Linked DNA regions of Homo sapiens: region 1 is linked to region 2. The links are chromatin contacts, found by Hi-C or POLR2A ChIA-PET in ENCODE. All regions are on one chromosome and are shown on one strand. Each heading gives the region's core, a stretch centred on a gene start or an enhancer-like site at or near the end of the contact. The rest is flanking DNA. Distances are from core to core; before and after follow the strand shown. Region 1 holds the start of ARRDC1-AS1 (ARRDC1 antisense RNA 1). Region 2 overlaps PNPLA7 (patatin like domain 7, lysophospholipase).

The links. A loop is a pair of places that touch in the nucleus more often than their neighbours do. ChIA-PET counts read pairs that join two places held with the same protein, here RNA polymerase II (POLR2A). Pooled maps may share reads with other maps.
Region 1: a pooled map shows a loop between it and region 2 (2.8-fold over the local background). The contact joins the promoter of ARRDC1-AS1 here to the enhancer-like site in region 2. A Hi-C loop is called at or near these places in 1 of 168 maps with a recorded cell type or tissue (dorsolateral prefrontal cortex) and 6 of 50 pooled maps. POLR2A ChIA-PET finds 5 or more read pairs at or near these places in 4 of 52 experiments (A673, BJ, RWPE1 and 1 more).

Annotation. Positions count from the first base shown.
Region 1 is chr9:137,615,905-137,621,854 of GRCh38, reverse strand. ARRDC1-AS1 (ARRDC1 antisense RNA 1) reads left to right here and starts at 2,960. Exons shown (of 3, transcript NR_122035.1): 1 at 2,960-3,324; 2 at 3,664-3,921; 3 at 5,656-5,950. EHMT1 (euchromatic histone lysine methyltransferase 1) reads right to left here and starts at 2,850. Exons shown (of 27, transcript NM_024757.5): 1 at 2,806-2,850. The coding sequence starts at 2,826. RefSeq lists enhancers at 1,724-2,442, 3,108-3,157 and a silencer at 2,768-3,067.
Region 2 is chr9:137,532,939-137,538,801 of GRCh38, reverse strand. All of the region lies in intron 8 of PNPLA7 (patatin like domain 7, lysophospholipase), which reads left to right. Among named protein-coding and RNA genes, the nearest start is that of PNPLA7, 15 kb to the left of the region's middle. RefSeq lists an enhancer at 3,860-3,919. Within about 2 kb of position 3,706, at least 7 of the 41 ENCODE cell types and tissues checked have a DNase peak (open chromatin) inside an H3K27ac peak, as active enhancers do; they include A673, where a contact is called at or near this core.

The DNA of each region.
Region 1 (5,950 bases), core at 1,711-4,210, 84 kb before region 2:
AAAGAAAAAATAAAGAAGCGATACATAGTAGCCACCCTGCTACTTGCCTGAGAAAGCCTTCCTGCTGGAAGGTGACGTTTTGCTGAGACAAAAGCCTTGAGTCAAAGGAACCCTAGGATCTGATCCTCAGTGACCCTGGACATATTTAAACCCTAAGATGCCCCATTTACTAACTAATCCACAAATGGGGAATGGAGGATATATTCAACTACCTCAGTAGTTTTTTTTCTTTTTTTTTTCCTGAGACAGTCTCTCACTCCGTTGCCCAGGCTGCAATTACAGGCACACACCACTATGCCCAGATAATTTTTGTATTTTCAGTAGAGACAGGGTTTCAACCATGTTGGCCAGACTGGTCTCGAACTCCTGACCTCAAGTGATCCGCCCACCTCGGCTTCCTAAACTGCTAGGATTACAGGCATGAGCCACCACGGCTGGCCAGTTCTTTTTGGTAGGAAAATGTATTGACTATCTTTGTAAATCAAGGAAAAGAAATGAAGTTAGATAAGTTTCCAGTGTCAGCTTTATTACTTTAATCATTTGGCAATTAATGAACCCTGACCCAGGAATCATTTCCCAGGTTTAGTGACAACAGTGATCACATGCCTACCTACTGTCCAGAAGGCCAGAGTTGCTGCGCTACACACAGGGGCTCCCTCACCTTCTCATACACCTTGATGATAAACCCTTAGAATTATCAATCTAAAAACAGAGCTTTTATTAACCTAAAATGACCATCACAGATATAACACATTTAGCAAGCATCAGCTCTATGGCCAAACCACCTGCAACTCCATCTTCTTGGCCACAAGCTCTTCAATCTTGGGCCTCACTGCGCCTGTCTTCTCATTTATAAACGGGGAGGTAACAGTACCTACCTCTTAAGGTTGCTGCTAGGCTCAAATTATTGAATTCATGCAAGGCACTGGCACTATGGCAGGGTTGGACACAAGTCAGGGCTCAGTCAACACAGGCTGTCATTCTCATCAGGTGTGTAAAGCCCTATTCAAGGCTGCCTATGGAACCAGAGACATCTGGAGCCATTTGCTCATCGGTCATGTATTAAACACCTACTACGTGCCCAACACTGTACTAGTGCTGGTCCTACAACCGACTGGCCAAGTTATCTAACCCTTCCTCCTCAGCTAAACAGGAAACAACAGGACGGGCACAATGGCTCATGTCTGTAATCCTAGCACTTAGGGAGGCGGAGGCAGGCAGATCGCTGGAGTCCAAAAGTTCAAGACCAGCCTGGGCAACATGGTGAAACCCCGGTCTCTACCAAAAAAATACAAAAAAATTGGCCAGGTGTGGCAGCACCCGAGGTGGGAGACTCCTTTGAGCCTGGGTGGTCGAAGCTGCAGTGAGCAGTGATCATGCCTCTGCATTCCAGCCTGAGTGACAAAGGGAGATCCTGTCTCAAAAAATAATAATAATAAATAATAATTTAAAAAAGGAAATAACAGCACCTGCTGCACAGGGTGAAGAAAACCGAGGGAGGCGCCTGATCTAAAGGTCTTGCACAGTGTGTGGGATCCAGTGGGTACTTCATAAATGATAGAATTCATCACTACACGTCTTCTCCCCTACAAGCCTAGAAGTGACTTGAAATTTTCTAATTTCGCTTTTTGTTCTCAGTGACTAATATTAATTCCTTGAATGCTGCAGATACTCAGCAAAAACTCCTTGCATTGAATTTAAGAATTCCCCTGCACCTTCCCAGTTTACTTATTTCAACACCCCCCAAAAATGCAGGAAAAAAATAAACAAAAAGGCCATACATTACCTGAGTTAAAATACAGTGTTAAGTCTATGCACCAGGATACTGTACGGCTTCTTACTACACCTTAACTTTCTAAGCTTTAGAAGTCTCAACTGTTACTAGACAGTTAATTTCAAAGAAATACTTCTACGCTGACAGTTTTCTCCAAACCGGTCCCTTATCTCAGCCCTAGGACCACACTATTTCTGCATCTCCACGGACACACCACCTCCTGCTTGCTTTTCCTTCAGAGGGACGCCAGTGGTCCACTCGCAAGACTTTAATCTCTACGCTGCTTCCTTTCCTAAGCAAGGAAACAAACTATCCTTGAGAATGAGCACGGGGAAGGCCGAGACCATTAACAAAAGAATGTGAACTTTTTACATCGAGAGCCCTTTAAAGCTGCTGGTTTGGAAATAAACTTGAGTCCGCAAGCTTCCCACCGAGCGTGCTTTCCTGCTTCTGACAGCCAGCAGGGCTGGAGCAGCATTGTCTGGGGAGAAACACGCCGGGACTGGCCAACTTTTCGTTAAAGATGGTGCCATCCTACTCAGAACAAAGTGAAAGGTCAACGAAGCGAAGGAAGAGCTCCGAGAGGAGGGACAGCCTCGCCTCGGCCGGCGCTCCAAAGTTGGCCGGCCCCGCTACTTTTCCTTTTGTCCTCCGCACCTCCCCGGCACCCTGGCCGAGGCCCTCCCCGCAGATCCGGCTTGCGGGCGGCGGCGGCGGCACGGGGTCCGTGGGGGGCGCGGGCACAGGTACGCGGTCGCCTCCCTCACCTGCGCCCCCGCCCGCTCCCCCAGCCGCCGCCCGGCCCGCGCCGCGCACAAAGCGCGCCCGGCGGGAGCGCGGGCCGGACGCCCGGCGGCCTCGGCCCGGCCTCGGCCTGAGGCGGCGGCAGCGGCGGCGGCGGCGGCGGGGGGACCCGGGGCCCCGCCCGCCCGCCGGCCGCCTGCCGCCGCCCCGCCCGGTTCTTCGCCCCCGCGCCGCCTCCGCCGCTGCCCGCCGCCCCCGCGCCGCCCCCCGCCGGCCCCGCTGCTCACCTCGGCATCGGCGGCGGCCATGGCCCGGGCCCGCAGCGTGGCCCCGCCCCTCCCGCGCGCCATCGCCCCGCCCGCGCCTCGCGGCCCAGAGTCGGGGCGGGGCCGATCGCCTACGTCTGCGCCTGCGCCTGCGCCCGCGCCTGCGCGTTGGAGCTCGACCGGTGCGGCGCCTGCGCACTGGAACCAGGCGTGCGGCGCCCCAGGCGCCGGGCCTGCGGCGGCCGGAACCGGAACGCGCGCCCGCGGGGTAGGAGACCTGGAGCTGGAGAACCCGCCCGCCAGAGTCGTAGTAGTGGATGGGGAGTAGCCGTCCCATTTTCAACACATGTCTCATTCTAAATTGACGTTTTGGTGGGCTGGCCGAAGAAGGAGAAAGACCCGCGGCTCCGACCTCTGACCTCTAACCCCGGACGCACTTTGATTTCGCCGGCTTGCGCGGAAGGCTGACTCCCTGGGCCGCGGCCTGGCGCGGGAGCCGCCTGTGGGGTGTCCCCGGCGCGGGAGGGTGCTCTGGTTCAGGCAGGTTCCCGTTGCGGCGGGGTTCCCTCGGTTGGGAGGAATGCCCCTGCCGAGGGTATGCTCCGGCTGGAGGGGGTGTCCCTAACGGCGGGAATACCTGGACTGGCTGGGGTGTCCCACTGGGGAGGGTTTCCCGGTGGGGAGGTGTCTGGCGGGGGAGCGGCTCCGGCTAAGCATGGGTGTTCTGCTAGGAGGATGTGTCTGGCTGGGGGCGGTGTCCCAATCGGGAGGGTTGCCCTGATGGGGGAGGTTCTACAGTTGTGGAGATGCCAACCTGGGGGGCGCTCCGGTTGGGGGGTGTGCCCTCTCTGGTTACCCCGCTCTCGCTGCCACTCATAGGCCCGCTGCCCAGGTATGCACAAGTCAAGGCCTTTTCTGCAGACCAAGTAGCCTTCCCTGGAGAGCGCCCCCAGCACCACGGAAACTACCTACATGCCCCGCGGTGGTCAGCCCGCCTTATCCCAGCCCCGAGACCCAAAACAAGAAGCATGGACTGAATTTGAGGTTTCTGGATGGTCGTGTGAACCGAGGGGACGGGTACTGGACTGACAAGAAATGAGCCTTGAAGGTCAATCTGGGTGACACCCGAGTCTCCTGGTGAGTCGGACTCCGGAGAATTATCTCAAGTCCAGCATAGACAGCGCACATAGACAGAAAAGGAAACGGACAATCCCAAGTGCCAAGGGAACCTTCCCAGGTTTCTTTAGGGCAGCTAAACTGCTCTGTCAAAGCCTAAGTCCATTTATGACAGGCCGAGCACCCTGAGCCCTCGCAGGAGACACGAGCGCCTTCATGGCCCTCCTGCCCCGCACCCACCTCTCCGCCACCCCTGCTGTCTGTCCCTTCCCTGAAACCTTTATTTCGAGTGTCTTTGTGGCTTCCCTCTTTACCATCCTTGAGTTGAAATATCACCTCTTAAGGGAAGCCTTCCCTCTCCTCCCTAGTTAAAATGATACTGCCCCCCCATACCTGTCTTCGTTGACTTACTTGGCTCCATCACAGTGTGTGTCATGTGACTCTCCCACATCCTGATTTGGAATATTGTCTCCCTACTAGAATGTAAGTCCATGGTGCCTAGAACAATACCTGGTGTACAGGAGACAAAATATTTGTTGACTGGGCCGGGTGCGGTGGCTCACGCCTGTAATCCCAGCACTTTGGGAGGCCGAGGTGGGCAGATCATGAGGTCAGGAGATGGAGACCAGCCTGGCTAACATGGTGAAACCCCATCTCTACTAAAAATACAAAAAATAGCCGGGAGTGGTGCTGGGCGCCTGTAGTCCCAGCTACTCGGGAGGCTGAGGCAGGAGAATGGCATGAACCCGGGAGGCAGAGCTTGCAATGAGCTGAGATTGTGCCACTGCACTCCAGCCTGGGCAACAGAGCAAGACTCTGTCTCAACAACAACAACAAAAAAATTGTTGACTGAATAAAGGGAGTTAGAATGTGAAGAAAAATCCTTCACCAAGCAAACATCCACCCTAAGTGAAGGTGTGGGAAGCAGCTGCAGGCAGCTTTTTCACTCCATTTTTCCATCAGCTGCTACCCTTGTGTGCCCCTCAGCACTTATGTCAAGATGCTGCTCTCAGCACGTGACATGCTAACACTGCAGACTTCAGGTCAGTCCTGAGAGGCAGGCACTGTTCTTACCCACATTTTATAAGTGACTGAACTGAAGCAAGGGAGTGGTGAGAGGCAGTGATGGGATTCAGCCCAGGAGGCCTTCCTTTCAACCATATACTGCACTGCTTCCAGGAGGCGCTTCACAGATGACCCCACCTGTGGTACACTTTCTGCTGTTCTCCAATATTCATGCTGCCTGTCCCACAATTAGTAAAATTTTAGCCAAGTACAGGACTGCCTGGCTAAAGACCACATTTCCAACAGGAAGGGGACAGGTCAGAGACAAAAAGTGACAATCCATTTCCCAGTCTGTCCCTCAAAAGTCCCACCATTAGGCTGGGCAGTGGTGAAAGCTGTCAACAGCCATCTGGGAGCCAGGGATGGGAACCACTATGTAGGAATGACAACTCTGCCACAAGGCCAGGATCTGCCCCCTCTGGACTGTTCAAGAAATAAACTGTCATGCTATGAGGGTGGGGGGCTGTACCCTACAGTCCCACGAGTTTTTTGTGGGGTTTTGTTTTTTTATTTTTTGAGGCAGTCTTGCTCTGTCACCCAGGCCGGAGTACAGTGGCACAATCTCAGATCACTGTAACCTCTGCCACCTGGGTTCAAGCGATTCTCCTGCCTCAGCCTCCTGAGTAATTGGGATTACAAGCATGTGCCATGATGCCCAGCTATTTTTTTTTTTTTTTTTTTTTTGTACAGATGGAGTTTCACTATGTTGCCCAGGCTGATCTGGAACTCCTGACCTCAAGCAATCCACCTGCCTCAGCCTCCCAAAGTACTGGGATTACAGGAGGGAGCCACCGTGCCCGGCCTGGTCCTGTGCATTTTATAGATAAGGTAACTGACAAACCTAGCCACAGTCACCCCTTCGCCCTAAAGGAGAACTGGAATTTGAACCCAGAGCCTTCTTCACCACCATCTCCGTTGTTTCTGGAAGCACCCTCCAGGCAGGCCAGCCAGCATCACGGGGCCTCCCCTGGGGCTGGAACGTCTG
Region 2 (5,863 bases), core at 2,457-4,956:
GGGATTACAGGCCTGAGCCACCGCGCTTGGCCCATTAACTGGAATTTAATGTGTGTTTAATCTTTTTTTCTTTGAGTAAAACCTACATGCAGTGAAACAAATCTTTAGTGTCCATTAGCTGAATTTTGCTAAATGCCTCTCAACTCAAAAGAGGTAACTGATTTTAATCTTACTCTTTTGAGTTACACCTTTTGCATTCATTGTTAGCTGTGTATCAAGGTAACTTCTACCTCAGTTTCTCTAGACTTTGTTAGGAGAGTTTTCTAGAGCTCACCAGAACCCTGGCTCGGATGCATTCAGGCAGAACCAAGCGCTAGGTCCTTGCATGAAACCTCGCACTGGAGCCTGGGTGGTGTCCTCTGATCCCATCCTATGTTCCTCTGCTCGGAAAGGACGTAACAAGCTCCAGCCAGACATCGGGGTGTCCAGGGTGCTCACTCTGCTCCCCGGCAGATGGGCACAGGTGCGCTTTGAGCTGTTTGGGGCCTGGGGTGGAGGCGTGGGTGGGACCTCGGCATCTCGTTGTGCTCCCTGGGACTTGTGTATCTTCACGTGACGCGTGGCCTGTGCTGGGGAGGCTGCCGGCCTGGGGAGGGAGAAGACACCCACCTCCTTTGAGCAAGGCTGACCTGCCGTTAGAAGGCCGGTGCTCATCTTCGAGGGAGCCCCCAGCGTGGCTTGGGGCAGAGTGGGGTCCCAGCCACCAGATCCACCTCTGTGCACCTCTTTGGAGCCTCTGGTTAGTGTGTCTCTGGAGCTGAGGTGGGCTTCTCAGGGACTCCTGGATGTGTAAGGGGCACCTGTGGGCCTGAGAAAAACTGGGAAAGGACCACAGGAGCTTTGGTCTACGTGGACGTAAACCCGTTCAGCACGGGGCATCTGTATGCGACCTACCTTGGATGATTCGTTTCTCTTTAAGCAAAAAATAGCTTCACTGGGGTAGAGGCTTTCTCCATTATTTCTTTGTTCTTTCTGATCTTGATCTTGTTGTGATATTCAGGTTGGGCCTCACTTATCACAGTGCAGCCATGCCTGTTCCAGGAGAGGGGAGCTGTGCGCTGAGACGGGCCGGGTTCCTCTCAGCTGCTGCGATCCGTCTCATCCGCGTTGGTGTCACAGCCCCTCTCCCTTAGGGGTGGGAATGGATCTTCCCTGAGTGTAGTGGGAGTAAAAAATGGGAGGTGATTGGCTGAGCACGGTGGCTCACGCCTGTAATCCCAGCACTTTGGGAGGCCGAGGTGGGCGGATCACGAGGTCAGGAGATCGAGACCATCCTGGCCAACATGGTGAAACCCATCCCTACTAAAAATACAAAAATTAGCTGGGTGTGGTGGCGGGTGCCTGTTATCCCAGCTACTCGGGAGGCTGAGGCAGGAGAATCCCTTGAACCAGGGATTTGGAGGTTGCAGTGAGCTGAGATTGTGCCACTGCACTCCAGCCTGGTGACAGAGTGACACTCCAACTCTGTCTCAAAAAAAAAAATGGGGGTGATATCTGAGAGAGGTAATTCTGTATTGTGATCAGTTGATCATCTGCCGTGACATCGTTTTTCCTCATCAAACTTTTGTGTTTGTCATTTTAACAAAACTTAAATTCTTGCAAAATAACATGGACAGATTCTAAAAACATACTTAAAGTTTTATCAACAGTGGCCGTCTGTCCCCTCACACTGAAAACGCTTCGGTTCCTTCTGAGCAGCTTTTCTTGCTGTTTCCTAACCCATCCATTCTAGACACACTGACTTCCTGTTGTGGGAGATAAAGTGTGGCTCGGTGGATGGCCCCCATGCTTCCTGTTGTGGGAGATGAAGTGTGGCTCGGTGGATGGCCCCCATGCTTCCTGTCGTGGGAGATGAAGTGTGGCTCGGAGGATGGCCCCCATGCTTCCTGTCGTGGGAGATGAAGTATGGCTCAGAGGATGGCCCCCATGCTTCCTGTCGTGGGAGATGAAGTGTGGCTCGGAGGATGGCCCCCATGCTTCCTGTCGTGGGAGATGAAGTGTGGCTCGGTGGATGGCCCCCATGCTTCCTGTCATGGGAGATGAAGTGTGGCTCCGTAGATTGCCCCCATGCCTCATGCTACGTTCCCATCTGCACCGCTCATGGGCGGTTCTTTCGACTTCATGGATACTATTCACAGCTGAGCTATGTAGTGTACTATAGTTAAATTTCCTTTCTTGCAACTTTCTCTTTTTCTTGGAATTAACAGTTGTGTTATTTTTGGCTACTTGGTGATTTTTCTGTGCACCTGTTACAGATTCACGACCTGAACCAGCGGCTTATTTTTGGCCTCTTGGTGATTTTTATATGCACCCATTACAGATTCACGCCTGAACCAGCGGCTCCGTGAATGCTTTTTTGCTCTGGGAAGCGCCCCTGCTAGGAGCCCCCATCCTCTTGCCCAGTCGGACCCTCCCCAGGCCTGCTGTCCAGACGCCATCCCAGGACCACCCACCCTTCCTTCCCCTACACAGGGCTCTTGCTGCTGCTTTCTCGGCCGGCGTGTTTTGGTGGAGCAAATCCTCCATTCACTTCCTGAGACAGGATGCCAGGGAGGTGTATGTTTGGAAACCTTAGAAATCTAGAATTGTCTTTATTCTACACCACCTTTGTCTTTTTGTTGTACTTTTTCTTTTCTTTTTTTTTTTTTTGTGATGGAGTCTTGGTCTGTCGCCCAGGCTGGAGTGCAGTGGCGCGATCTCAGCTCACTGCAAGCTCCGCCTCCTGGGTTCACGCCATTCTCCTGCCTCAGCCTCCTGAGTAGCTGGGACTACAGGCGCCCACTGCCACGCCCGGCTAATTTTTTGTATTTTTTAGTAGAGACGGGGTTTCACCATGTTAGCCAGGATGGTCTCGATCTCCTGACCTCGTGATCTGCCCGCCTCGGCCTCCCAAAGTGGTGGGATTACAGGCATGAGCCACCATGCCCAGCCTTTTTGTTATACTTTCTAGATTTTTTCAACTTTATTTTCCAAATCTTCCATTGAATTTTTAATTTCTGTCATATTTTTCATTTCAAGAGGTTTTTTCTGTTAATTTTTTTTTTTTTTTGAGACGGGGTCTTGCCCTGTCACCCAGGCTGGAGTGCAATGGCGTGATCTCAGCTCACTGCAACTCCTGCCTCCCGTGTTCAAACGATTCTCCTGCCTCAGCCTCCCGAGTAGCTGGGATTACAGGTGCCCACCACCATGCCCAGCTAATTTTTGTATTTTTAGTAGGGACGGGGTTTCACCATGTTGGTCAGGCTGGTCTCAAACTCCTGACCTTGTGATCCGCCTGCCTCGGCCTCCCAAAGTGCTGGGATTACAGGTGTGAGCCACTGCGCCTGGCCCTGAATGTTCTTTTTAAAAAAGTATCTTTGTTCTTATGTTTTAATTTTTAAAAATTATCTTGTTCTTACTTCATGGATAAAGTAAGATGGGTTTTCTTTTGCTCCCTGAGTTGTTTCTGACCTGAGTTTTTCTTCTCTGTTTATTTTGGCTTCTGTCTTTCTGATCAGGGGCTTTTCTGCCTCCAGCAGTCACTTTATGTGTGAATGAAGTTCTTATTGAACACAAGTGTGCAAACCAGCATAGCTGCATCTCACAGAAATAATGTGGAGCCCAAGAGGCCAGCAACAAAAAGCACACACTGTGTAATTTCACTCACCTGAGGCTCAGCTACCAGCTGTACTGACACTTGAGGACAGAGGCTGGCCAGCCAGCTTTCTCTGTAAAAGGCCAGAGTGTAAATATTTCAGCTTTATGGGCCACGTGGTCTCTCTTGCAGCTACTCAATGTGGCCATCTAGTGTTCCAAAAAAAACTTCCTTTACAAAAAACGTGCGGTTGGAGGGACTTGGTGTTGGTGTTTGGCCCTGCTGGGGTTAAGGTCTCATTAGTGGTTGCCTGTTAGAACGCGCGGTTCGAGGGACTTGGTCCTGGTGTTTGGCCCTGCTGGGGTTAAGGTCTCATTAGTGGTTGCCTGTTAGGGGTTTAGGTTGGGTATCGACCCGGGGAGGCGTAAGGTAATCTAGATTACTGGAAATGTTCTACATATTGATTTCGGTGGGAGTTACATGGGTTAACTACAAAACGAAAACAGCGTGATCCACCTGAAAGCTGCATATAGGCTGCGTGTGCATGGGGTCAGGGCTCGTTAACAGGGGACACTCCCTGCAGGAGGACTGAGCAGGACGCTGGCTCTTTCCTTCATGGTTTGGGAGTCTACAGGTCAGGGTCTGTAGGTCTTTTTTTTAGGGCAGCTTCTCAGAAAGGAATCTGCGTATGTTCTGCTGTGGTGGCACTGGGTTGGAGGAGGGGGAGGAGTCTGGGAGTGCTCCCATCTGGAGTGGACACTGTTGGGGAGGAGTCTGGGAGTGCTCCTGTCTGAGTCTGGGAGTGCTCCCATCTGGAGTGGACACTGTTGGGGAGGAGCCTGGAAGTGCACCCATCTGGAGTGGACACTCACTGAGGAGCCTGGGAGTGCTCCCGCCTGGAGTAGACACTGTTGGGGAGGAGCCTGGGAGTGCCCCCGTCTGGAGTGGACACTCACTGAGGAGCCTGGGAGTGCTCCCGCCTGGAGTGGACAGTGTTGGGGAGTAGTCTGGGGGTGCTCCCATCTGGAGTGGACAGTTGGGGAGGAGTCTGGGGGTGCTCCCGTCTGGAGTGGACACTGTTGTGGAGGATTCTGGGAGTCCTCCCGCCTGGAGTGGACACTGTTGTGGAGGATTCTGGGAGTCCTCCCGCCTGGAGTGGACACTGTTGGGGAGGAGTCTGGGGGTGCTCCCATCTGGAGTAGACACTGTTGTGGAGGATTCTGGGAGTCCTCCCACCTGGAGTATACACTGTTGTGGAGGATTCTGGGAGTCCTCCCGCCTGGAGTGGACACTGTTGGGGAGGATTCTGGGAGTGCTCCTGTCTGGAGGGGACACTCACTGAGGAGTCTGGGAGTGCTCCTGTCTGGAGTGGACGCTGTTGGGGAGGAGTCTGGGGGTGCTCCTGTCTGGAGTGGACACTGTTGGGGAGGAGTCTGGGAGTGCCCCCGTCTAGAGTGTACACTGTTGTGGAGGATTCTGGGAGCCCTCCTGCCTGGAGTGGACACTGTTGGGGAGGAGTCTGGGAGTGCTCCCATCTGGAGTGGACACTCAGGAGTCTGGGAGTGCTCCCATCTGGAGTGGACACTTGGGGAGGAGTCTGGGGATGCTCCTGTCTGGAGTGGACACTGTTGTGGAGGATTCTGGGAGTCCTCCCGCCTGGAGTGGACATTGTTGGGGAGGATTCTGGGGGTGCTCCCGTCTGGAGTGGACACTTGTGGAGGATTCTGGGAGTCCTCCCGCCTGGAGTGTACACTGTTGTGGAGAATTCTGGGAGTCCTCCCGCCTGGAGTGGACACTGTTGGGGAGGAGTCTGGGGGTGCTCCCGTCTGGAGTGGACATTCACTGAGGAGTCTGGGAGTGCTCCCATCTGGAGTGGACACTTGGGGAGGAGTCTGGGGGTGCTCCTGTCTGGAGTGGACACTGTTGTTGAGGATTCTGGGAGTCCTCCCGCCTGGAGTGGACACTGTTGGGGAGGAGTCTGGGAGTCCTCCCGCCTGGAGTGGACACTGTTGGGGAGGACTCTGGGAGTGCCCCCGTCTAGAGTGTACACTGTTGTGGAGAATTCTGGGAGTCCTCCCGCCTGGAGTGGACACTGTTGGGGAGGAGTCTAGGGGTGCTCCCGTCTGGAGTGGACACTCACTGAGGAGTCTGAGAGTGCTCCCATCTGGAGTGGACACTCACTGAGGAGTCTGAGAGTGCTCCCATCTGGAGTGGACACTTGGGGAGGAGTCTGGGGGTGCTCCCGTCTGGAGTGGACACTGTTGTTGAGGATTCTGGGAGTGTTCCCGT